Regions from separate parts of the Mus musculus genome. Here region 2 is linked to region 1. Evidence: chromatin loops called from intact Hi-C (ENCODE). Cell type or tissue: heart. All regions are shown on one strand. Links, peaks and the distances in the headings refer to the core of each region. The heading gives the core; the rest is flanking DNA.

Region 1 (8,000 bases), core at 1-8,000:
TTATCAGGGAGGAGCAGCAGCTGAGCTATCCTATCTCCTTTACTAATAGAAAAAACGCCTTTAGGGCTTGAGCACAGGACCTGTATTTCAGGGGAATGTTGACAATCCATAACTCCAGGGTGGACTACTAAGCCCTGCAAGGTGAGTGAACCCCGGCCGAGAATAAGGCCCATGGTTCCCGGGGGCAAGGATGGTATAGGCTCCACTGGCACCGGCTGAATACTCATTTGAGGCATTAATAGGAAGTCGGAGGCGGCACGCAGGTCCACCCTTGTGGGTCTTCCTGGGTCGCCTCTCTGACTGCTTCCTGGGTCCTGACAAACCGGTTCCCATATCTTTGAGGGCCCTGGGACCGAGGGCCCGATGACCCGTTTTTTGGCACATAAGCTGATTGACTATCAGGTGGGGGAAGAATTCTGCCCTTTATATCCCTCACAGAGCGACACTGGTCAGCTCTATGATAACCCTTGCCACACTTAGAGCAAAGAGTGAGAGTCCCTCCCTGTTTATCTGGAGCTCTGCAATCTTTCTTAAAATGCCCAGGCTTTCCGCAGTTAAAACATGTCCTCTGATTATTTCTGCTCATGGAGCGGTTCTGAGATTGGAGGATGGCGGCCGCTAAGCCTGCATTGGTGAGAGGTCCCCCAAGCTCTCGACAGACCCTGAGCCAGTCTTGTAAGCCTTTGTTCTTTCTTGGGGCTATGGCCGCTCGGCACTCCTTTGTGGCTTGCTCATAGATTAGCTGTTCTATCAGAGGCGCAGCTTGCTCTGACTCTCCAAAAATACGCTCTGCTGCCTCTGTCATTCTGGCCACAAAATCTGAGAAGGATTCCTGAGGTCCCTGGATTATCTTTGTTAACTGACCAGTGGTTTCACCTGCTCGAGAGAGCGCCTTCCAGGCCCTAATAGCCGTGGAAGAAATCTGGGCATAAGCTCCCCAATGGTAGTTTGTCTGATCAGCAGAATAAGCTCCCTGACCCGTTAACAAGTCAAAAGTCCAATCTCTCTGCTCTGGAGTCAAAGCAGCTGCGTTTGCTCGGGCCTGCGCTTGTGCAGCTTCGTGCCAAAGCGCTCTCCATTCCATATATTTGCCCATACTAGGGAGAGCGGCTTTTACAACCGTTTGCCAGTCAGCAGGAGTTAGTGCCATGCCGGCGAGCCTGTCTAACTGCACCAAGGTAAAATTAGCATTGGTTCCATATTTACGGACCGACTCGGCAATTTCTTTAATTTGTAAGTATTCTACCGGAGCGTGGACACGCCCACCCTCGGCTCCTTCAAAGACCGGAAATGCCTGTTGTATTTTCCTTTGTTCCTCTCTGGGAATGAATGAGTCTGCGCACTGCCTCTCTGCGCAGGGCTGACGCACTACGCAGGGCGGGGACTCCGCATAGGGCGGACCTTGAAGCCGACTGCCCTGAGGCCAATCAGCAAACTGGCCTTCGCCAGCCGCTTTTGGCTTCCTTAACTGATTAGCTAGCACTTTACCTGGCTGGTACCCTTTTTTCTCATAATGAGCTGCTTCTTCCTCCCAGTCTGTTTCTTCAGAGGAGAATTCTTCATCTGCTTCAGAGCTACTAAGAGCTGGCTCCCCGAGCCCATCCAGCGATGAGCACAGGCTCCTTTTCCTAGAGACCTCCGCTAATTGATCTTTCTTCTTTTCCCTTTTTCCTCTTTTTCTTCTAATCTCTCTCCAGGTATTCCTACCTAACCTTAACTTTTCCTCGGGTTCAAGACCCTTGGAAAGGCCTGTATACTTATTTTGTGTACCATATTTCCTCTTTGTTCCTACTCTCTCTCCCCACTTTACTTCTGATAGCTTGTCCTGAATTTCATCTAGAATCCGCCCTATCTTAACCACTTGATAACATGTGAAAAGGAACAAAAGGGCTTCTAACACTAGAAAAAATTCAAGGCCAAACATATTCCACTTTACTTCTGATAGACTGTCTTGAATTTCCTTAGAAAGTTCAAGATCAGACTTACCTCGTAAAGCTGTACTCACTGGTACTCTCGTTCCCCAGCTGAAAAGTTCTGAATTCATACAGTTGAATCCTTCTTAACAGTCTGCTTTACGGGAACCTTTATTACCGCGACCCGCAGTTCTGGTTCTGGAATGAGGGATCTTCCTTGCGCCAGTCCCGAGTTTTTTCTCGTCCCGGAATTCGGCACCAATTGTTATTAGACGCGTTCTCACGACCGGCCAGGAAAGACGCAACAGACCAGAATCTTCTGCGGCAAAGCTTTATTGCTTACATCTTCAGGAGCCAGAGTGCAAGGAGCAAGAGAGCAAGAAGCAAGAGAGGGAGAAAACGAAACCCCGTCCCTTTTTAAGGAGAATTCTCCTTCGCCTCGGACGTGTCACTCCTTGATTGGCTGCAGCCCATCGGCCGAGTTGACGTCACAGGGAAAGCAGAGTACAAGTAGTCATAAGATACCCTTGGCACATGCGCAGATTATTTGTTTACCACTTAGAACACAGGATGTCAGCGCCATCTTGTAACGGCGAATGTGGGCGCGGCTCCCAACATGAAGCCATTGTGAAAATTATCATTTTTTTCCCTTTCTTCTTCATCGTGTTGATTACTGTTACATAGAAAAACTACCAGATCTTTTAATGGTGATTTGGTATCCTGCCACAAGTTTTCTGACTGAGTCTTTTAGTTACTGAAATATAAAGTCACATTGTCTCCATGGATAACTTGACCTCTTCCTGTTTGCAGACCTCATGTTTTTATCTTTCCTTCCTTCGCTAAGATCTTAAGACCTACATTGAATAAAAATGTTTCCACTTGTCTTATCCCAACATTAGAGGAAATTATTTGAGTTTCTGAAACTGTTAAATTATTCAGAATTCCCACTGTTCTCACTCCATGTTTAGATAAGGAAATTATCAGTGTCCCGAATGTACCCATTTTTGAAAGCTGGGAGAAAGGTATCCAGGGACACAAAGAATTCTTCCATCCCCTCTGGAAGTCTGAAATCATGTTTGGTGACCTCATGGGGTGAATTTGAAAATATTCCTTTTAATATCTGAATTCAGAAAATAAGCATTTGATACACAAAGTATAAAAGCGGTTGATATTAAAATTGTTAGACGATAGTATATTAATATAGAATTGGGCAGTATTATAAAATAAAACATTGTATTCATAATGTAAGCATCGTAATATAATTTTACTGGTGTGTTGACATAATTCTTTGCAAGTCTGGTGAATCTTGGTCCACATCTTTCAGGCCCAGTGCTAAGAGTGGATAGTATCGCTCTTACTATGCATCCATGTAATGATCTTGCAGTAAGTTAGGGTTGAGGGCAGATGGCAGCTATAATCCTGAATGCATAGTGGAGTTGCACAATGGTTCCTTACATCTGCGGGCTGTTCTGTGACTATGGAATAAACAACACTGACGGCCATTTAGTCATCGGCATACTGGAGTCATGTCCCAGAGGATTCCCAGAGCAGTAAAAATTTAGAAGCTAAATGTTTAACTTTCCAGAATGTTTAACTTTCCTGCACTAGACAAAGCAAGACTCGCAGAAGCAAACTTCCTTGTTCACTAAACACTCAGCCCAGAAATTGAGAGATCACACATGCAACTGTGAACTTTGCACCGCTGGATGTATAAACTTCATGAGCCAAAAATAGGCTCTGCTTCTGATCCAAGAGCCTCCATTTCTAACGACAAACGTATGGTGGTTAAAGCCATTTGAATTTTAGGGTTTGTGCCTTTGTCCCTTTGCCTGTGGCTGAGCCGGGTTAAGTCTGTTTGAACCAGGGAGAAGAAACACATTGCCTGCTTCTTGAAGGTTTTCAGAGACATCCAAAGAAAGGTACTAAATAACCAGTCTCGTTAGGTTTCAGAATCCTCCAGGGGGCACCAGAACATTCCAGTGTAGTTGACCATATTTCATTAAATCCAGAAAGGCTAACTGTGTTGCCTTATTGTAATCGGTTCCCTATGGTAACTTTTCCAGTTCTGTTGACATTTCTTCTCCTGTGTTCGCTTTTACAGCATTTGTGAGTCTATGGAATATTTCTGCCTCTCTGAAGAGGAGGAAAGAAAAGACCATCCCTTGGATGAGCTCTAAGAAACTGGAGCCATCTCTCTCTCCTCTGGGCAGATGCAGAGGCTTTCAGCCCACTCTGAGGGAAGGATTTTCCAAATGTTCCTAATCTTGCTGGGGAGAAAAAGTTGAGGAAACTGAGAATTCCATTCACATCCTCAGCCTAGTGCTGCACATAGTTACCCTGTTATTATCATTATTAATAATAAACACGGTAAAGTCAGACAGGCATTCACAGGAGATTTTTTTTATATGAATTTTGTGCAAAAGTAAAGGGTTGCCAGGCTACTGCATAATATTACTCAATTCTGGTCCAGGAGTACAGAATTCCAGCAGGCCTCCCGAGCCTGTCCCTCCAATTAGTGGCTACTTCATTACGAATAAAGAACCCTCATTACTGTGGGCCTTCAAGTGAAATAGGATCCCCGTACCTCTTGAAATCTGTCTTTCTAAGTACAGACAGTTCCCAACTTACAAACAATCCACTTAAGAACCACCAAGGCATTCAGAAGCTGCTGGAGCCTCCTGCAGCTGCTGCCCGGGCCCCTGCCCAGCCCCCCTGCCCAGCCCCCGCCTGCTCTCCTGGTCTGCTCCAGGCTGGTCCGCCCACCCCCCTGCAGAGCCAGCTGCCCACCTGCCCTTCGGACTGCAGCTCGGAGCTGGGGATTTAGGGAGGCCTCAGAGCTACCGCTGGTTTTATAGTTGAGCTCAGCTCTGGGGTAAATAAGCTTTTGTGGCCTGGCCTGGGAACCGAACCACCATTTAAAAAAAAAAAAAAAGGGGAGAGAGAAAGAGAGGGGGGAAAAGTTGCATCCATGGGAAAATGTATTTTGTATTCTCAACAACCAGCTGACAGATGACTGTGAGAAGGGCTGTCTTCTGGCTCCTCACAGCGGGAGGAGGAGAAGGACCCTGCTGTCCTGGGTTCTGGGTCCACCTCTACCATTGCATTTACTGTCAGGCCTCAACAAACCCTTTAATCCCTGTGGCTCTCACATCAGCCATTAAATAGGGTTGGTGTAAATAAGTCCCAAGCCTCTGTCTGGTATAATGACTTCAGTTGATCAGGCTCTACTCTCCTCTCTTTCTTCCTTTCATTCCTTCCTTTGTCCATCCATTCAGAGACCTTTTACTCAAAGCCCTCGCATTGTGCCAGATTCCGGGCTTAGTGTTGAGGATCCAGTCAGACAAGGCTGATGGCAGCCCTCAGTGGGCTCAGTGTTGGGTGGGAGAGACACATGTCTAAGCCAGTGCTTATGAACCAAGTGCTGTGATCGAGATGAGCAGCAGCTCCTGTGGCTGGCTCACTCTGGTTTTTATTTTAAGCATCTCCTCTCGGAGTTACGAACACGGATTCACCGAGAAGCAGAGCTTCTGCATCTGTCCTTATGGCTGTTTTGCTTAGGCCTCTGGCCCTCCTCCCTCTGTCACCGAGAAAGCAAATACAGGAGATCTTTCACCAAATTAAAAGTACGCCATCTCCTTCCCTGCCCTGGGAAGGCAGCACACAGTACATCTTCCTCTCCAGGGCACTTTCTTCTCCTAAGGAACTCAGGATTTTCTTTGGACTGATAGCTGGATTGGCAGAAACTCTAGTGTTCTTAGATATTGAAAAATACTCACCTGGGTGTGGTGTGTTTTATATCTGTAATCCCAGCACTTTAGAGGTAAAGCAAGAGGATTAAAGTGAGGTAGAGGCTAGCTTGGTGATGTGTTGAGGTATGTGTTATAGGAAATATTAAAAAATGAACCTGACATCTCTCAGCAGGGCCAGGCCAGGCTCCCTTACTCCTGCCACCGACAACAACTCTCTAGAGCTAGCCCCTGCGCCAGGTGATCTCACTCGCCTGGTCTCTTGGCCCACTAACTCAGCCCTTTGAGGCCACATAGCTTCCACCAGGCCATCTCTTGTCTCCCCTCCCCCCACCGCCCCCCTGAGTTCCTCTCAACACCTAATTACCCAGTAGAATCATTACTCTTAATGCTTAATTAGCCAATCAGATTTATGTATCAATAATAACACAATTTACAAGATGCCAATATAATAATTTCAGAGCCAAATGATAATGATAAAGCTTTAATTCAATTTTTCTAACCTTTTGATAACACGTCAGCCGCCATTCTGGTTCTCCCTCTCCACGACCTCCCTCTCTCTCTCTCTCTCTCTCTCTCTCTCTCTCTCTCTCCCCCCCCCCTCTCTCTCTGCTCTGCCTCCTTTCTCCTGTCCAATCACAAGCCTCCCACTGCCCTAATGTGATTGGACAGGGAACATCCTGCAACAGGGATGTCTCAGTGGGCCCATGCCAAGGCATCCCTTCCCCCTGAGGGACCAGCCAAGGAAGATGTAGTATAGAATAGAGTTTATTCACAGCAAGGGGAGGTAAGTTAAAAGGGTAGTAGAGACAGAGGGGGGGGAGAGAGAGAGAGAGAGAGAGAGAGAGAGAGAGAGAGAGAGAGAGAGAGAGAGAGAGAGAAAAGAAGAAGAAGAAGAAGGAGGAGGAGGAGGAGGAGGAGGAGGAGGAGGAGGAGGGGGGGGGAGGGGAGGGGAGAGGAGAGGAGAGGGAGAGGAGAGGGAGAGGAGGGGAGGGGAGAGGAGGGGAGAGGGAGAGGAAGGAGGAGAGAGGGAGGGAGAGGAGAGAGGGGAGGGGAGAGGAGAGGAGGGGGGGAGGAGAGGAGGAGGAGAGGAGAGGGAGGGGAGGGGAGGGAGAGGTCGGCCATGAGCACTTGGAGAGAGGGGGAAGGGAATGGGGAAGGGTGGCTTAAGGGTGAGAGGACAGGGAGCAAGAAGGGAAGCAGCCCCTTTTATAGTGGGTCAGGCCTACCTGGCTGTTGCCAGGTAACTGTGGGGTGGAGCTTAGACAGAGTGCTAACACTTGGGGCTACAATTTCAGGCCAGCCTAGGCTCCAGAGTGAAACCCTATCTCAGACAATAACAGCAAATTTCTGTGTCCCCAAATACCTCTAGGAACATATTGTCCATATTAATCTCTCTCTATTCTATGAAAAATGCCAGTTTCCTATACACACCCTTCACTCATTATTAAAAATAATACACCTATGGATGATTCTCACGGGTCTGTCTGTCATTTGGAGGTGACATAGCACAGTGGAGCAGCTATGAGTTCTGCCTCTGTGCCTCAGTGCCTGTTGATATTATGTCATTATGAAAGTTCCTGAACAAGGAAGTGGCCACAGGGGAGTGGTTTGGAGGAAGATAGCTTTGGTAGCCCCATGTATGGTGCTTTAAGACTGAAGAAGAGAAGTATGTAGGAGACACATTGCTGGTAGAGATAAAAAAAAAAAAAAGTAGGTGCAATGAAATGTATCATTATTGTTGCAAAATGGTCTAGCTTACATGACCATCAATACAAGTATTTGATGATTAGAACTGGAAATAATACCTCACTGAGTGGGTGAATGGGTGGGTGGATAGATAGAGAGATGAGAGATGGATAACTTTAGTCAGACCATTTGCTTTAATGTTCTATTTTAGTTTGTTCTGTGCTTTAATTAAATGTATGGTGAGTGTGGGTTCGTACACAAGAGCACAGGCCCCTCACAGGCCAGAAGAGGATGTTGAATTCCCTGGTGTCAGTTACTGGCAACTGTGAGCCACCTGATGTTGGTGCCTGGTGAACTCAGATCCACTGTAAGAGTAGTAAGCACACTTAACTGCTGAGCCCATCTCTCCAGCCCATCTGTTCAAGTCTCCAATTTTTTAAAAAAAAAACTAAAACAGAACTTTTAAAATATCCTTTTTCTGGTTTGTTTCCTTTTTTGTATCTTAAAAATATTTAGTATTTAGTCCAAAATAATGTTAAAGTAAGCTCACAGATTTCTTTCATCTCCCTTCAATGTGCCTGAAGTCCTAAGCACACAAGGTTTTAATCCACACTAGGTCATTAGATCCTATTTCAAGTGTGAATTATTCTTG
Region 2 (16,673 bases), core at 5,008-13,007, 420 kb after region 1:
ACACACATGCACACATACACATGTTTTACACTAATAACAATTTAAAATAATAAAATGAAGAAAGAGGTGTCATTCTTCAGTTGAAAAAAGATCTTTTTAATAATTGACATTTTAAGGTAGCATATGATTTCAACTTAACCAAACAGTCAACACAAAATCCACTGCAGAGGAAAAATTCATATGTACTAAACAAATTTCTAGTAATATAATTAAAGACTTCAAACAAACAAACAACAACAATAAAAACACTTCAAGGCAGGTGAGGTGGCTCAGTAAGCAAGTGTTTGCCTGGCAGACTGATGACCTGAGTCCTGGGACCCCTGTGAAAGCTGAAAGCAGCAGAGTGTACCTGTGCTCCCAGAACTCCTGCTGTGCGATGGAAGTGGGGAAAGAACTGCCAGGAAGTTTGTGGACAAGCTAACCTGGAGTATGCAGCCTGACTCCCTAAGAAGACCAAAGATGAAACAGACTTTCCTAAAAGGTGTCTTCAAACTAACATCCATGTGCCCCCTGTACTGACAGATGTACACACCACAAATGTGTGTATGCATTCACATGATAATATCAAGACAAACAAATTCAAAAAACATTAAGTTTAAAATTTCAGAGAAATGCCTTGTAGATTAATTTAAAAAGGGGAATATAAAACAATATTGCTAGTACCAAAATTGCTAAATCATTGAAATTATAATAAAAATGATCACAAAATAAATGGCATATGCTTATATAACCCATTGAAAATATAGAAAATATTATCAAATATTGACCTTAATGTTTAAGATTGTAAGTGCTGGCTTCATGAAGCAACTTTGGGAATAAGTCCTGTCAACGTCCATGAAAACACTGAAACCAATAAAATACTAGCTAGTTTCTCCAAGACATTTCTTTACCCTTGGAAATACTTTATTAAATTATTATAGAACAAGGGAAAGGTTGAGATTTTTCCATATTATAGCTTACAGTTATCAGATAAGATTCATAAATATTGTTGTAAATATCTTAGAGAATTAAAAGCCTTTATAGAGAATCTGTAAGATATATAATTTCAATAGTAATACATAAAAATTAAATCACCTGGAGTCGTGTGATTTGTGATTCAATGATTTCCCTTCAGGAGCCAGATTAGACATATAAATACATGTGACAAAACCACACTAACTATATTATCTTTATAAGCTACAGTTTCCTGTTTCAAAGATAAATAACTGAAAGTGAAATTAGTGAGACAAAGAAAACCTACTCTGCTAAAGTCTAGGCATATTGTTCCATCAAGCCTGCAAATCTGAATTCCCATCACACGGCAGCAGCAGCAGCAGCGCGAACACAGGATCTTATCCAGCCACCTGCTTTTCCTGTCTGTCACTCAGGCCAGCTCCTCTCTCCTAAGGTAGCTTTCTTTTTCTGCTATCCTGCTCTGGAGAATACAAAACAACAACAATAACAATACAACATATAATTCCTAATGCCTCAGCTATATCCCCTAATTTTATCTCTAGTTCTATGCAAGTCACTTTTCTTTGGGGTCTAGACGTATTTCCCCATTAACAACTATGACCAATGTTGCCTTCTTTACTTGCTGACCGACTGCTTTTCAGAGACTAAAGGTGGTAGCTTAGTCTATTTTATGTATGTATTATGTTTAATATAAGATCTATTTTATGCTAGTATGCTTTAACAGATTACTGGTGACCAGGTAGTTTACAAAGAATGGGGATTTACTTCTTATGATTATGGAGACCAGAAAGGCTCAGGCTGACAAGCTGACATATACTATGACATATACTATGACATATACTATGACATATACTATGGACAATTTGATACACTATCCATAGCAAAGAGATGAAAAAGGAATGCCAGGGAGAAAAATTCATCATCTGATAGATATGGCAGTGTATTTTACATAACTAAACACCTGAGGCCAGGTAGTTTATGAAAAAGAAAAACTAGGTGTACCGATCTTACCATTTCAGAAGGTCAAAGTCTTAGACGGGGGTGTGCAATCAATTTGGTTTATAACAAGGACCTCTGTACCACAGTATGTTGGAACATTTTATAGTAATAGTTCATGTGAAAGCAGTCACAAGAACATGTGGCAGAGAGAGAAGATACATGGTGGCAGAAGGAAACAAGAAAGCAGATGAAGTCAAATTTTCTTTATGATAATCTGTTCTCACAGTAAATAACATGGTCTTAGAGCAAACACCTTGAAAGGTAGGCATTAATCCTCTCTGGAGAAAGTGCCTTGACCAATCAATCTCCTTCATTAGGCCTCTTAAAGATTCACTAGCTCTCAGTAAAAATCTGTCTTATTCTTGGAATCAAGCCATTCTCAGCACACAGATCTTTAAAATATGTCCAATCTGGGGGCTGGAAAGATGGCTCAGTAGTTAGGGCACTGGTTGCTCTTCAGAGGACCCAGTTCAATATCCAGCACCCGCACTGCAGGTCCCAGCTGTCTGTAACTCCAGTGCCAGGAGACCTGATTACCTCCTTTGGCATCTGCTGGCACCACACTAACATGTGGTACAGTCATAAGTGCAGGTGAAACATATACCCACATTTTTAAAAACCCTTTAAAATATGTCCAAGCCCACCTTTAATCCCAGCACTTGGGAAGCAGAGGCAGGCGTATTTCTGAGTTTGAGGCCAGCCTGATCTACAAAGTGAGTTCTAGGACAGCCAGGGCTACAGAGAAACCCTGTCTCGGAAAAAAAAAAATTGTCCAAGCCATAATAATCAGGAGCCCATTTCTATGATCTACTCTAAACAATGACAGCATTATTTCATCCTTGAGGACAGATCTCTCTGGTCTAATTGCCTAGTATCACTGGCAATTAGATTTCCAATAAGAGAACTAGGAGCTAAACTGAGCACATACAGATAACAAAGTTATAAGAGATATAAGACAGGGGAACAGAGTGCTCTCTTCTTTCTCAGGATAGGTGTCCACGGATGCAGAAGAACAGCTGTCAATGCAGGGTTTTATTATGGAGGTCTCAACAATCTATCACCGCGGTTCTCAGCTTTCCTAATGGTGTGACCCTTTTACCCAGTTCCTCATATTGTAGTGCTCCCCACCCATATTATTATTTTCATTGCTACTGTAACTGAAACTTTGCTAGCTATGAAACATGAGGCATAGATCTGACACCTCCAGTGGTTTTAGTCCACCTGTGAAGGGGTTGGGAACCACTGATATCACAAATCCTAAAGCTTACCTAGTCTGTTCTCAGTCAACTCTCCCCAAGATTCTACCTGCCTGCCAGTCTCAAATCCTGTTATGGTTATGTTTCCTCTCTATGATCTTAAGAGAAATTTAGTAAACATTTAGTATGGGACAAGCTAAATTGATATACTGCCGTTATACAGATTTACTGCTGTCCTGATAAAGAATTCAGTATATACACATATACAAATATGTATGTGTATGTGTGTGTGTCTATGTCCATTTCAGTACCATCAACGTATTCTAACAGAGACTAGGGCAACTGAATAATCTTTCAATCTTTCTATATATACAAAAGAATATCAGTAAAATGCAATACTATATTAAAAAAAAAACTTTAAGAAATAAAAGCCTAGGCTAGGCATGGTGGCACATGCCTTTAATCCCAGCACTTGGGACGCAGAGGCAGGCAGATTTCTGAGTTCGAGGGCAGAGAAACCCTGTCTCGGAAAACCAAAAAAAAAAAAAAAAAAAAAGAAAAAAGAAAAAAGAAATAAAAGCCCGATTTCCTCCCTCATTCATCAGGGGAAGCATTTCGCCCAGGAAGAAGACCTGCAATATGTAAGGGGAGAAAGCAGACAGCACCGGGCCCACCTTCACCTCTCCAGTGCACTCTACACACACTGAATGCTGTCAGGTTTCCCAGTGTGCAGAACATTGCGAAATTCTCTTACGCTATAATAGTAACTATCACATTGATAACTTATTTAATCCATCGCTCTAGTTTTAAATTTTGGGGTTTTTTTAGAGGTCTGCTCTATTTTCTATTTATATCTTTTCAATTTATCTCAATGTGTAGGTTATAAAGTCAAGAACATACTACAAATGTCTGAAGAAAGGACCATCTGCACGAGTCAGCACCGGCCACTGGTAAGTAAGCAGCTCCCTTTTGAGCCCTGGCGACGCCACACTGTGTCTGCCCAAGCGCTGCTTGCCAAGTTAATGTTGCTTCTCTCTAAAGCTACTGGAAAGTTTTAGAATGAAAAGTCTGAAATTCCAAGCCGTGTTTGTCCTGCAATTGTGAGAAGATCACCTTTACTCAGTTTGGCACTGCCTCTTTCTGGTCTCAGGAAGGTACAGACAAAGCACGCCTGGAGAAACGCCATTTTGTACCACACTGAACTCTACGTCCTTCAAGATCCTGAAACCCTGGAGACCTAAAAGGAGCTGAGAGAAAGTGCACACCTTTAAGGCATGCAAAGCATTTTAGTAGAGTGGAACTGAGAATATTAAAATGTATTTAGGTACTAGCATATTTTTATAACAGGTATAAACCATAATTAAATTTCTATGGTGATATATTTAACCCAGCTTTAGCAATGAAAAGAACCCTACAGGCAAGAAAGACATCCCACCATGGAGAGAACATTTCCACTATAGCTGGTTCAAATGTAATTTTGGCATTTTTTTTCCTAATTAGGTAGCTCTATCCTATATTTGCCAGATATCTCTTAGCAAGCAATACACACACACACACACACACACACAACACACACACATTTATATATGCTTTCATTTACTTTGAATACTTATCAAACAAAAATGCTGAAAATTATCCCTAGATTCTTTTAGCCTTAAAAACTATTATATATCCTGTTTCATTCTTACTTTTAATATAGAAAATAGTAAAATGCATACCTCAATTTATAATGAAATACTTAATATTTTAAAATAAAATGTTTATTATTATATTTAAAAACTTCAATATAATGTGATATTTTGAGAATCACTAGTGTATAATGTATGTAATTCAAGTAAAACTGTGGTGATTTTAAATTAAAAACAAACAAAGAAGCAAGCAAACAAAACCAGAGTCTGGTTCTTAAGTCTCCCTCAGAGACCCAGAAAGTAAGGGCTTAGGAATATCACGACGTTAAGAATACGGCTTCTGGGACAGCTCACAGCATCTCTGGTCCTGGCAGGGAGACGACACTCCTGGACTCCACAGTCCTCTCTTTCACTTTCCAGATAGAAGGCGCTTTTCTTGCAACATGTGTTCTTACCGTCATGTACTGCCTGAAGCACACACCTGAAGCTACAGGATCATGCTGCCAGCCTAGCATGGACTGATCCTTCCGAAACTGTGAGTCCAAACCACCCTTCCTTTTCAGAACGGAGTTCTCAAGTACCTGATAACCAGAAGAGAGAGCTGTCTAAGAGAACACACAGCCCAGATGCCTTATAAAGCAAGCCAGCATCCAGAATATAGTTCTTGGTAACTTTTAGGGCAGCAGACATTTGGGAATCTGAGACTCCTAGTTACAAACTCTCTTCCCATAAAATTAGCATATAGTTTCAGGGTGGGTCTTTCCAGACCATTCCATTTGGTTTCCCAGACTGATACACAATATCAACTGCTGAAACAGTTGATTGTCACAGTTATCAATTTCTTCAAGTAATCTTTCACCAAACCATTTAAGGCCTCCAGTTTTCCTATGGTGTTGCCAAGCATATTTTCAGCTTGTATCATTATGTATCTGAAAATGGCAGGCTCCAGAAATAAAAGGAAGTCAGCCCATAAGTTTGTAGCTTAACCCTTTGACTTAGAGCCAAAACACTTTACAATGATTCCTGTAAACCACTGACGCAGCATAGTAAGCCCATCAGTAACATGATGTGTAGATGCCACCAAGGTATACACCATTCCCGATGAAAAGAACAGTTGTATGTCTCAGTGCCGGGGATCACACTAAAAGCCATATTCTCTCTCTCCCTCTCTTTCCTCCCCCCTCACCCCCCGCCCCCAAATTTTATTTAATGAGTGCTCTGATGCATATACATCCGCAGGCCAGCAGAGGGCACCAGATCCTCTTATAGATGGTTGTGAGCCACCATATAGTTGTTGGGAATTGAACTCAGGATCTCTGGAAGAGCACCCAGTATTCTTAACTGCTGAGCCATCTCACCAGCCCCCAGGCCTTATACCTTTTAGGCAAGTGCTTTGTCATGACCTACACTTCTTTCCAACTGATTGTCAGGGCCTGGCAACAATTTTCAATTCTTTAGTCATGTTTCCCTGCTCAATACAGACTCTAAGCATTTCAACTTTCAGTGGGTTTGGGCAGTGATCATATTATAGGCAGGGAGGCCTTCCAGTCCGGCCTAAAATCAGGAAACACTTGTTCCCTCCCAAGTTCATGTTAAAATGGAATGGTGTCACAGTATTATAAGACAGAATTTTCAAGAAGAGATTTACCAGGAGGTCTCTACCCTCAAGAATGGATTAATGTCATTATCGCAACACCAATGCATTAGGAGTCTAGGTTGCTTATATAAGGCTAAGTTCAGGTCTTCTTGCTATTTTGCTGCCTTCTCTCTGCCTTTCTACCAAGATGACACAGCAAGAAGCCATTTATCAAATGCCAGGCCCTTGATCTCCCATTTTCTAGCTTCCAGTTAAGCGAGTCAATAGATTTCTGTTCATTATCCATCACTAAGTCTGTGACATTCCAAGCACTGGTAAAGCTACTACAACTTTCTTTCCAGTTTTGTCTAAATGACTAAAGATAACCCTAAACTGATTAGAATTAGCGAACAAATTAAAGTTTTTGTTCAGATACTTCCCCCATAGTTTCATTTTACCCAGCAAGATAATGAGGCAATCATGAAACTATCCACATTTCATAGAGAAGAAAAATAAGACTGAAATGACAGCTTGATTGAAATAATAAAGCATTAAATGACAGAACTTGAAGAGAATCTCAAATTACTATGGTTTCCAGTTAAGTGCCTATATTAGTTTAGGTTTAGTTCATCTGAAAATGACAAAATAAAATAGTGATTTACACAGAATGGAAACATATTCATGTTTTAGTAAGGGATGCTCAAAGGGAAGTATCAAAGGACCATCTGACAGGACCACAGTCTTCAAGGACCCAGCTCCAAAGGGCATACTCTCCAGTTACCTTCACAACATAATTAGGCTTCATGGGCAAGAGAGCACTCAGACGTCTCCCAACTTACCAAGTCCACAATCCAGCAAGCAAGGAAGAAAGGTGCATACCAGCTCCGCTTTGATTTTAATTTTGGTATTTATTTATTATTTCCTTGTTTCTTGAGACAGAATATCTCTGCTATGTAGCTCTGGTTGTTTAGGAGACCCACTTGCCTTTGCCTCCCCAGTGGTAGGATTAAAGCCATGTGGCATCATGGCTAGCCCAACTGGGTTTTAACAAAAAAAAAAAAAAAATAATAATAATAATAATAAAATAAAATAAAATAAAATTCTCCTAGAATCTGCAAACAGAATAACCCCACACCTAAATGGAAAATAGCCACAGAGCTAGAAAAGAAAAGGAAGAAAGGAAAATGAATACAACTAGTGTTTTCTGCCTTGTATCATATTAAAACGAAAGGACAGGAAAATGTTCAACTCCAGATATTTGCTACACAACATGCACCCCTATGTTGTGTGACTATTGTTTTGCCGGCTTATGTATCACCGTAATGTGACATATACTAAATACAGAAATATATTCAAGTCATAATACTGTGTATAATTTTGAATAGTTCTTGGTCTACAGAGAATGATAGAAGTTAACTTCTTTTTTAAAAGCTATTACTAAAATTGAATTTAAAAAAATTAAGTCACGGATGCTTTAAAATGCACTAAAAGTTCCTTACAGCATGAGGGATAAAATTCTAATGTCTCAGCCTATCACAAACTACCTTCCCAGACCGGTTTTTCCTCAGTGACCCTGATATACTCTCTCTAGCCAAGCAGCAACTTTTCAACGGCCCTAAGTAGGCCTTATCTTGTTCTGCGTTATCACCTAAGAATGCTTTGTTCTCCCACCAGCACCTTAGGAAAGAATGATTTCAGCAACTCTTGAACACTGCCATCCCTACAATACTGCATGTTGTTTAGAAGGATGTCAGAGTTCTGACACATAGGGAGAACACCTTGATGAGCTAGAGCAGAATTAAGGAACAAATACTGTGAAAATTCCATCCCTTACACACAGCTGGGAGAATAAGAACTTTCATTACCTAATGAAGTTAAATGAAAAAGCCTCTAACATTTGCCTTGGAACTTAAAGGTCAAGAGTAAAAATAGAGATCACTATGATAAATTAAATATATTTGAGTTTTTCTGGTTATAACTATACAAGGTCAAGAACAAATTACTTTTTAAATCCATGAATACTTTTTAAAGATCTGTGCATTTGTTCTGTAAGGACAGGAGTTAAAACAGGAAGCACATTATGAAAACCTATTTAGTTTTGCTGTCACAATTAAAGCCTTTGGCTCCACACAGAATGAAAGTTACTTACTATTTCCCATTCTGTGGAATGTACATTTTCATTGTACACAGCTAAGCCTTCATTAAAAAAAAAAGAAAGGAAGAAAGAAAGAAAGAAAGAAAGAGAAAAACAGAGATGGGAAAAAAACCTTTTAAAAGTCCTAAATAAAAATAAAATAGGCTTACTGAAATATATGTGCATGCTTTAATTCCCAGAATCAGGAATATAATAGGAAAGAGTCTTTAAGACGACTGATAAAATCTAATTTCATACTTAAGCTCCAAGAAAGGGGGAAACTAAGATATGCACTTCAATATCAAATACTTAAAGATGAAATCCAAACTACTATGAATTACTAAATTAGTTTTAATTTAAAAGAAGCTTAGAGTTATTGTGTCCTACTTTAAGTGCCTGCATATACTGAAGAACGAAATGGGTTCAGCCGTACTGTCATACAATTCTTTTTGTCTCTGTGATAGTTTACTTGCCCAATTTCATTCTCACTCCTCTAAAATTATACTCAATATCTGGTCAACAATATTACTGGAGCAAGAACAATAATCTACATTACTTCTTTTCATTTTATATTCTATTTTTGCTTTAACATAATAAGCTAATGCATGCCTTTGTCTTGGTATTGGATAGAATTATCTGCCAACCCTGCAAAACCCTTTCCTAATTTAAAATAACTACAAGGTTGCACATTACACTAGTAAATTTGTAATCAACTTAAAGATAATGTGTTAAAAGCACAATTAAATGTGTCATAACAGAAGAAGGCCTTGGTAATTACAAACAGTGCCTTGCTTGCTAGCTTTTTAAACAGTAGCTCAAGACTGTGAAAAATCGCCACCCAGTGATGCAAAGGGAAACTGCAATTTGTTTTTGTGTAGATGGAGTACCTGGAGGATTACTTCAACTTCATTACTGAATGAGCTCTAGCCTTCTGCTGTGAATTCTGGGTACACAAGGGAAAGCATGTTTTTCTACTAACCCCACCCCTCACTTTATGCTTAGTCTACATGCTCTACAATCTAAAGAGAGCAAAAGCTTCAGAAGTCCTAGTAAAGAAAAAAGCTTTCCATAAACATGAACTAATTTAGTTGTACGTGACTACTCTAAATACTCCTGTTATCAAGTAAAGTGCCTTGGCTGTCCTGGACCTGAAATTTCAAGTGACCATTAAATAGAAGTACTAGCCGAAAGGAGAAGGTATTCTCAGGTGGAAAAGGAAAGGAAAGGGGCACCATTTTCAGATTTAACAGTGTAACTGACTGTGGCCTCTTTAGAAACTGGTCATAGAGGCTCTAAGGAGATACTGTAACCAATTCTAAACAGTCCATACTGGCAGGGGATTGTTTCTCAGTCATAGACTTTCTCACTGAGAAGCCAGAGGATAAGAAAACAAAACCAATCATTTTTTGCTCCTATAATGTTTCTGGTTCAGATACTAATTTAAAAATCTTAGGTGAATATCTATTGGCCGTTTTTAGTGAAAGTTTACCTGCAGGTTCACTGATCCCCAGTAGGTGGCACTGCTTGGGGAAGTTATGGAAGTTATGGACCTGGAGCTTTGCTGGAGGGAGTCTTGCCGGGCCAGCTTCACAGCTTCAGCCGTCTTCCAGTTCTCTCTCCTTGCTTCCTGCTCTGATCCCTCAGCCTCCTGACCTGGCCTCAGGATACCGTACCTTCCTTCCCTGCTGTTATGGACATCTAGTCCTCTGGAAATATGAGCCCAAATAAACTCTCTCTTACAAGTTGCTTTTGGCTGTAGTATTTTCTCACAGCAGAAAAGTAACTAGTACATATTCCAAAATATGTGAATATGGTACCCTGTTAACAATAAAACTATGAAAAAATATACCACTGAACTTATCTTTTCAAAGTATTTTCATATGGTATGCCCTGAGATTAAAGTAAATATTACATAAAGAGACTGCTATAGAGTGACATGACAAAACAGGTAGTTTACCACAATAAAAAAAATTTTAAAGTTTGTCTTTATAAATTTTAATGGTAATACAATAATTCCTAGTAATGGTTAGAATTTTTATCAGTTAAGTCGATTAAGTCTGTGAATGCTAATGATATTTTACTACAAAAACAATACTACTATGAGCCTTCAACTTCCAGGAGGTTAGTTCTATATAATAATTTAAAAATATTTTAGTTATTTAAAATATCGGAGAATAAACAGTGAGGTAGCCAAATTAGGATCCAAACTTAATAAACAGTGATAAAATGCCAAATTCTCCTTTATTTAAAAGAAAGTACATTCATGTTTAAAAGGTAAAGTACACAATTTAATGTTCTCAGGGGTTTTTTTTGTTGTTGTTGTTGTTTCTGTTTTTTGGCTTTTTCTTTTTTTAAAATATTTTTATTAGGTATTTTCCTCATTTACATTTCCAATGCTATCCCAAAAGTCCCCCATACCCCCCCACTCCCCTACCCACCCACTTCCACTTTTTGGCCCTGGCGTTCCCCTGTACTGGGGCATACAAAGATTGCAAGTCCAATGGGCCTCTCTTTCCAGGCCATCTTTTGATATATATGCAGCTAGAGTCAAGAGCTCCGGGGTACTGGTTAGTTCATAATGTTGTTCCACCTATAGGGTTGCAGATCCCTTTAGCTCCTTGGATACTTTCTCTAGCTCCTCCACTGGGGGCCCTGTGATCCATCCAATAGCTGACTGTGAGCATCCACTTCTGTGTTTGCTAGGCCCCGGCATAGTCTCACAAGAGACAGCTATATCAGGGTCCTTTTAGCAAAATCTTGCTAGTGTATGCAATGGTGTCAGCGTTTGGAGGCTGATTATGGGATGGATCCCTGGATATGGCAGTCTCTAGATGGTCCATCCTTTTGTCTCAGCTCCAAACTTTGTAACTCCTTCCATGGGTGTTTTGTTCCCAATTCTAAGAAGGGGCAAAGTGTCTACATTTTGGTCTTCACTCCTCTTGAGTTTCATGTGTTTCACAAATTGTATCTTATATCTTGGGTATCCTAAGTTTCTGGGCTAATATCCACTTATCAGTGAGTACATATCATGTGAGTTCTTTTGTGATTGGGTTACCTCATTCAGGACAATGCCCTCCAGGTCCAACCATTTGCCTAGGAATTTCATAAATCCATTTTTTTTAATAGCTAAGTAGTACTCCGTTGTGTAAATGTACCACATTTTCTGTATCCATTCCTCTGTTGAGGGGCATCTGGGTTCTTTCCAGCTTCTGGCTATTATAAATAAGGCTGCTATGTATGGCTTTTTCTTTTTGCCTTAAACTATTGAGAAGGCTGGGCTGGTTCCACAACAGGCTTCAAATTGGCAGTCAAGGAGACTATGCCTAAGAACGTGGCAAGTCCAGGAAAGCCCAGGCAAGTCAGTTACTAGAAAAAAAGAACCCAGGCTTCAGGCAGCTAGTCAGAAACTGCCCAGCTACCAGAAGCTGCCCACCACCTGACCTGAGGCAAGGACAGTGGGTCAGCAGCAGTTTCCAGACTTCCCCAGCAGCAGTTTCCAGCCCCCACTCAGTTCTGGAATGTCCCTAGAGATGGAGCAAGATAAAGGTCACCTACTCCAGAATTTCCCTAATGTGCTTTAAATCCCTCACTTTGTGGTCTCCATCTTGGATTGAGAGACCCCAGCATGGTAGATTTCTGCAGGATAAATTACTCTTTGCCTTTATATACTATTTGAGTCTGGGATATCATTCTTCATTGAATCCTGGACCCTTGCACCATCACTAACGGCTTAGGTTAAAACTGAGGACACAGTGAAAACACTGAAACCCTTTCTTCCAGCTCGCTGACATGTGTGGGATTTTATTATTATTTACAGTCGCCATATTGTCAACAGTGCGTCACAACTTCATATGCTTCTTCTTCTATATCAACTAAACAAACAGCTTGAAAAATGAAATGCTGACAGTGTAGTATTTCAGAACTGCAACAGTACAGATGCTAAAAAGATAGGCTCTGGCACCGGATTGCCCAGGTTAAGTCCAAAGTTGCTTCATGCACGGCAAAGAACCTGGAACATTAGTGCTCTGTACACGGTGATAGTACCACATTACTTACAGAATACTCTAAGTATTTTCTGTGCATTAATTAATTCAGTTCCATACTAACACCTGGGACTGTTAAACAACTTCTTAAAACTGGAAAACCTAGTAGGGTGTCAACCCTGCTCTGCCTGTGAAGTCAGCATTCGGATCGCTACTTAACTGTAAGCCTGTGCAGTGCCTCTGAGTTAGACGTGAGACGATGTGACAGATGAAAAGAGAAACGAGGGCAGACGCCACACTGACTGACTGCACCGAACCTCAAGAGGCCTTACAAAGCCCATAGAACACCAGGTATACAAAGATTTTTGTTGTTGTTTTTCCTTCAATAAAATTATTGAAATGGAAACTTTACATTTAAAACCAACCGCAGTTAATCAGACAGAATCAGCTGACAGCTCCTGAGGAACATGGAGGCCTAGGCTGATAGCCGCTGGGTCATTTGAACAAAGTATACGGTCAGATCAACTACACTACACATTTTATTGTTTTTCTAGGATTATACAGAATTGATTCCTCTTCATAAGTGTCAAACTTCTAGACATACGGTCCTGGGACAACATCAATCATGCTCAGTCCAACACGGTCCTGGGAAAACTTGCTCAAAACACAGCATGTCAGCTTCTGAGAAAACATACCATTAGAGTGGGGATAGAAAAGGCAGAACAGCTGGTACCCGCATATTAGAGTAATTAAAGTCTTGGAAATTCCCTCATGAAATAGCAAATCTGGAAGCCTGTGAGACTTCTGAGTCTCAGTCAAAGATACTTCTAATGCTAGTCTTGCTAAGACAGGAAAGGCAGGCCGTACCAGATGGACTTTCCCTGCAAAGGCAGGTGCAAAGTACATACCTACTAGGGCAGCTGTAAGGTAAACAGGGAGACATCTGGTCAAGGCTACATGACAGCAGAGACTGCACAAAAAGGAGCGCCACATCACCCATGGATGGAGCTTGCCCCTAATGTCCCATGCTGGCAACTGAAGGGACAGATGTAGGAAGATACATAAATAAGCAGCTCTAGAAACTGTGTGACCTCAACACTGCAGAGAGCCACTGTCATGTTCTTTCAATGAGTGCATGGTGAAAGAGAATAATGCTATTTCTAAATGTGCTCAGACCAAAAAAAAAAAAATACTTATCAAAGTTCTTTGTATAATTCTTACCTTTATAGATATTTTTAAAATAGAAACATAGAACAGTGGTTGGAAAAACCAAACTTAGCTGAAATAAAGTCCTGTGAGAAGCGTATATTGCTCAAACTCCAGAAGGCAATAGTTTCCAAGAGGTCTAAAGGTTTCTGAAGTTTTGTTGTGAAGGGAGAAAGCAACAAAACCCTACCGAGAAACTCGCTGAGGCTGGCAGAGCCTTGCGGGCTGTCAGGCGCACACTCCTGACATTGCAACAGAGACACTGTCTCATACATCTGACTCTGAAATTAGAAGACAGTTTACAATCCATTCGTATCATTACCAACTAATTTTTAAAACGATTCACCGAGTTAGGATTTTGTTTCTTAAGGACTCACCTAAGAGGACAAATCCATCTGCTTCCGGTTCCGGCCCAGAGGGCTTTTTGGATTCTGCAGGCTTTCGGAAGAAGTGAAACATAGCCGCCGCCGCCGCTGCTGCTGCTATCTGAAACAGATATTCGGAATGAGGTCAGCTCAGATGGAACAGATAGTCCTGCTCTTCTCAGTAAGGAGCTGTCATAAAGGTAGCACAATAAGGACTCCAAGGATTCTACGGCCAGACTGAAAAGCATCAACCTTTCTCTACATAGCAAAAGATAGAAGGTCTAAAGCAAGATAGATCTGTTTCCAGTCTAAAATCTGTGCCCTAAAAGTCTGCAACCTCTTTCGGTTTCTAACGATTCAGGAAAGCACTCCATGAAAGACTGAAATCAATTGATAATACCTTCACAAACCACAGAAGAAACATTAGTTTGGGGGGGGGGGGCTTGCCTAGGTTTCTTTTCTGCATATCTAGCTGAAACTTCATAAAGCTAAAACCACTTACAAAGAAAAGGAAAGAAGGAAAGAAGGAAGGAAGGAGCTGCAGACAGCCTTTACCCCCTTACCTGCTTCAGGCAATGTACTGTACCCATATACACTATTGCCAACCCCAAACTCCCATCTTGGTGTTGATGCCCTGCCCCCCACCTCCATCTTTGCATAGTCCTGTAGAATGAAAACCCTTAGAAAACAAGTGGGATACAAACTGAAGGGTGCCAAGGTGCAGGCAAGGCCACATCATAAGCTGCTACCTCAGGCACTTGGAGCAAAAGAATGAAGGGCAAAGAAGAGTCCTAAGGGTAGAAAGCACTCTGAAGTTTAGTCTTCATAAATTCCAGCCCTAACATTTAACCTGAGGAAAAGTTCCATGACGCTGACAAGTGTTCTAGGATGAGTGCAGGTTTCATGACTAGAGCTGCAGATCCAGGAAGGGCAGGACACTAAGCCCAATGTAAATAAATGGTAAAGGAGCCTAGCTCTTGACAGAAAACAGCTGGTAATTTCACTTTCTCTTTTTCTCTCTCTTTTTCCTTCCTCCCACTGGCCTGGAACCTTTGTAGACCAGGCTGGTTTTGAACTCAAGAGATCTATCTTTCTGCCTCTGTCAGGCCCTAATCCCCAGAGCCCAGGGATGACATCAAAAGTATGTGCCACCACACCTAGGAGATTTCTCTTTTAAAAGGATTAAAACTTGGAAAGGACAAAACATCAGCCATGAAAAAAAAAAAGATAATATTTCAATATAGGAAGATGGCCCTCATCCCAACTCCTCATATATGGTAGAGCCAAAAAAAAAAAAAAAAAAAAAAAAAAAAAAAAAAAAAAAAAACCAAGAGACATGAGCTTTATGGGGGTGGTGAAAAACAAGATGAAAATTCAAAACAAAACAAAAAGAGAAATGGTGGCACATGCCTAGAATCCTGGCACTTAGGAGGGTACACGCTCTTTCCCTTTTCCATTACTTTCCACACACACACAAAGCAAATTTTACCATTGCAAATAGGAGAAAAATCATAATTCATTCTTAAAAAACTATTATTTGCTAACTACAACATTGTTCCTACTAGGCAGACATAGGATCTCTGAGCTACACAGGGACTGACTTCACATTCTCAAGCCAAAACTGGGAGAAGAAACATGCAAATCACATGAATATTCATTACTAGCATATTTGGGTATTAAATAAATATTTTAGCTCACAATTTTTCAGAAAATCATCTCAAAGTTTAAGCCAATTTGTGTTTGTGACAGATAATCTCTGTGTACAAAAGTAAAATCATTTCTTTATGCACTCAACACCACCAAAACATAAAGAGCAGTATATATTCACTTAATAACACACACAGGCAGTATATTCACTTAATAACACACACAGGCAGTATATTCACTTAATAACACACACAGGCAGTATATTCACTTAATAACACACACAGACCACGTCCAGCAGGTTTATCAGATGCCAGGCAAGACAGAGCTCACAGCTCTCAAGTTCAGGGAATGACAGAGTGCATAATACAACTATTTTTTCATATTATTCTGAGGATTTTCTTTTTAAGTAACATCACCCATGACAAAAAAGATAAAGACATTAAAAAATACTTTTCAAGTTTATTGTGTGTATAATCTCACTAGTTAATATAAATATATCAGAAGTAAAATTTCTGCATGACTGAAATATAGCAGCCACTTTACTATAGAAGATATATATGCATATTTATAAACATAATTTTCTTCTTCATGCTTGTTCCAGATAAATTCAATAAATAGTGAATTTCATACTAACAAATTAAATCCTAAATAATATGTAGTTCTCCTCTTCCATATGACAAATTATGAAATGCATGATTATGAAATCAAATATAAATGTAGATGAACATTTACTATTTTCTATTGAGAATTACAAAATAGAGTAGGGCAGTACTTTATGATTTTTGTAGTTTTAATCCAAGACAAGAACTCATTAAACGGCATAAATCATTTCTGAAAGAGCACTAAAACTTCTAAAAGCCCTAGCAGACTATTTTCTACTCCATCCGATGGGTGGGGCACCAATACAAACGGAGGGAGAAGGAAGGGTTTTTGTTTGTTTGTTTGTTTTTAAAGAAGAGCCAATAGGAATAAAGGTATGTACAGG

The links. Hi-C counts contacts between places; a loop is a spot of excess contacts. Peaks named below come from ENCODE experiments on the same cell type or tissue, not always from the same donor. Only the 100,000 strongest peaks of a DNase experiment are listed, where the experiment ranks them.
Region 2: a loop joins it to region 1, with 2.9 times the contacts of the local background. A loop is called at or near these places in 7 of 42 quality-filtered maps.

The regions. Positions count from the first base shown.
Region 1 is chr6:8,690,685-8,698,684 of GRCm38, reverse strand. All of the region lies in intron 6 of Ica1 (islet cell autoantigen 1), which reads left to right. Among named protein-coding and RNA genes, the nearest start is that of Gm35621, 71 kb to the right of the region's middle. In heart, for the core only: a CTCF peak has its summit at 3,874 (motif pointing right); a DNase peak (open chromatin) is centred at 7,224; H3K27ac peaks cover 1,025 bases.
Region 2 is chr6:8,267,962-8,284,634 of GRCm38, reverse strand. It overlaps Umad1 (UMAP1-MVP12 associated (UMA) domain containing 1), which reads right to left. Exons shown (of 4, transcript NM_001302354.1): 2 at 14,054-14,162. The coding sequence starts at 14,135. Among named protein-coding and RNA genes, the nearest start is that of Umad1, 17 kb to the right of the region's middle. In heart, for the core only: CTCF peaks have their summits at 6,013 (motif pointing right), 9,312 and 9,985 (motif pointing right); no DNase peak of the experiment used is centred there.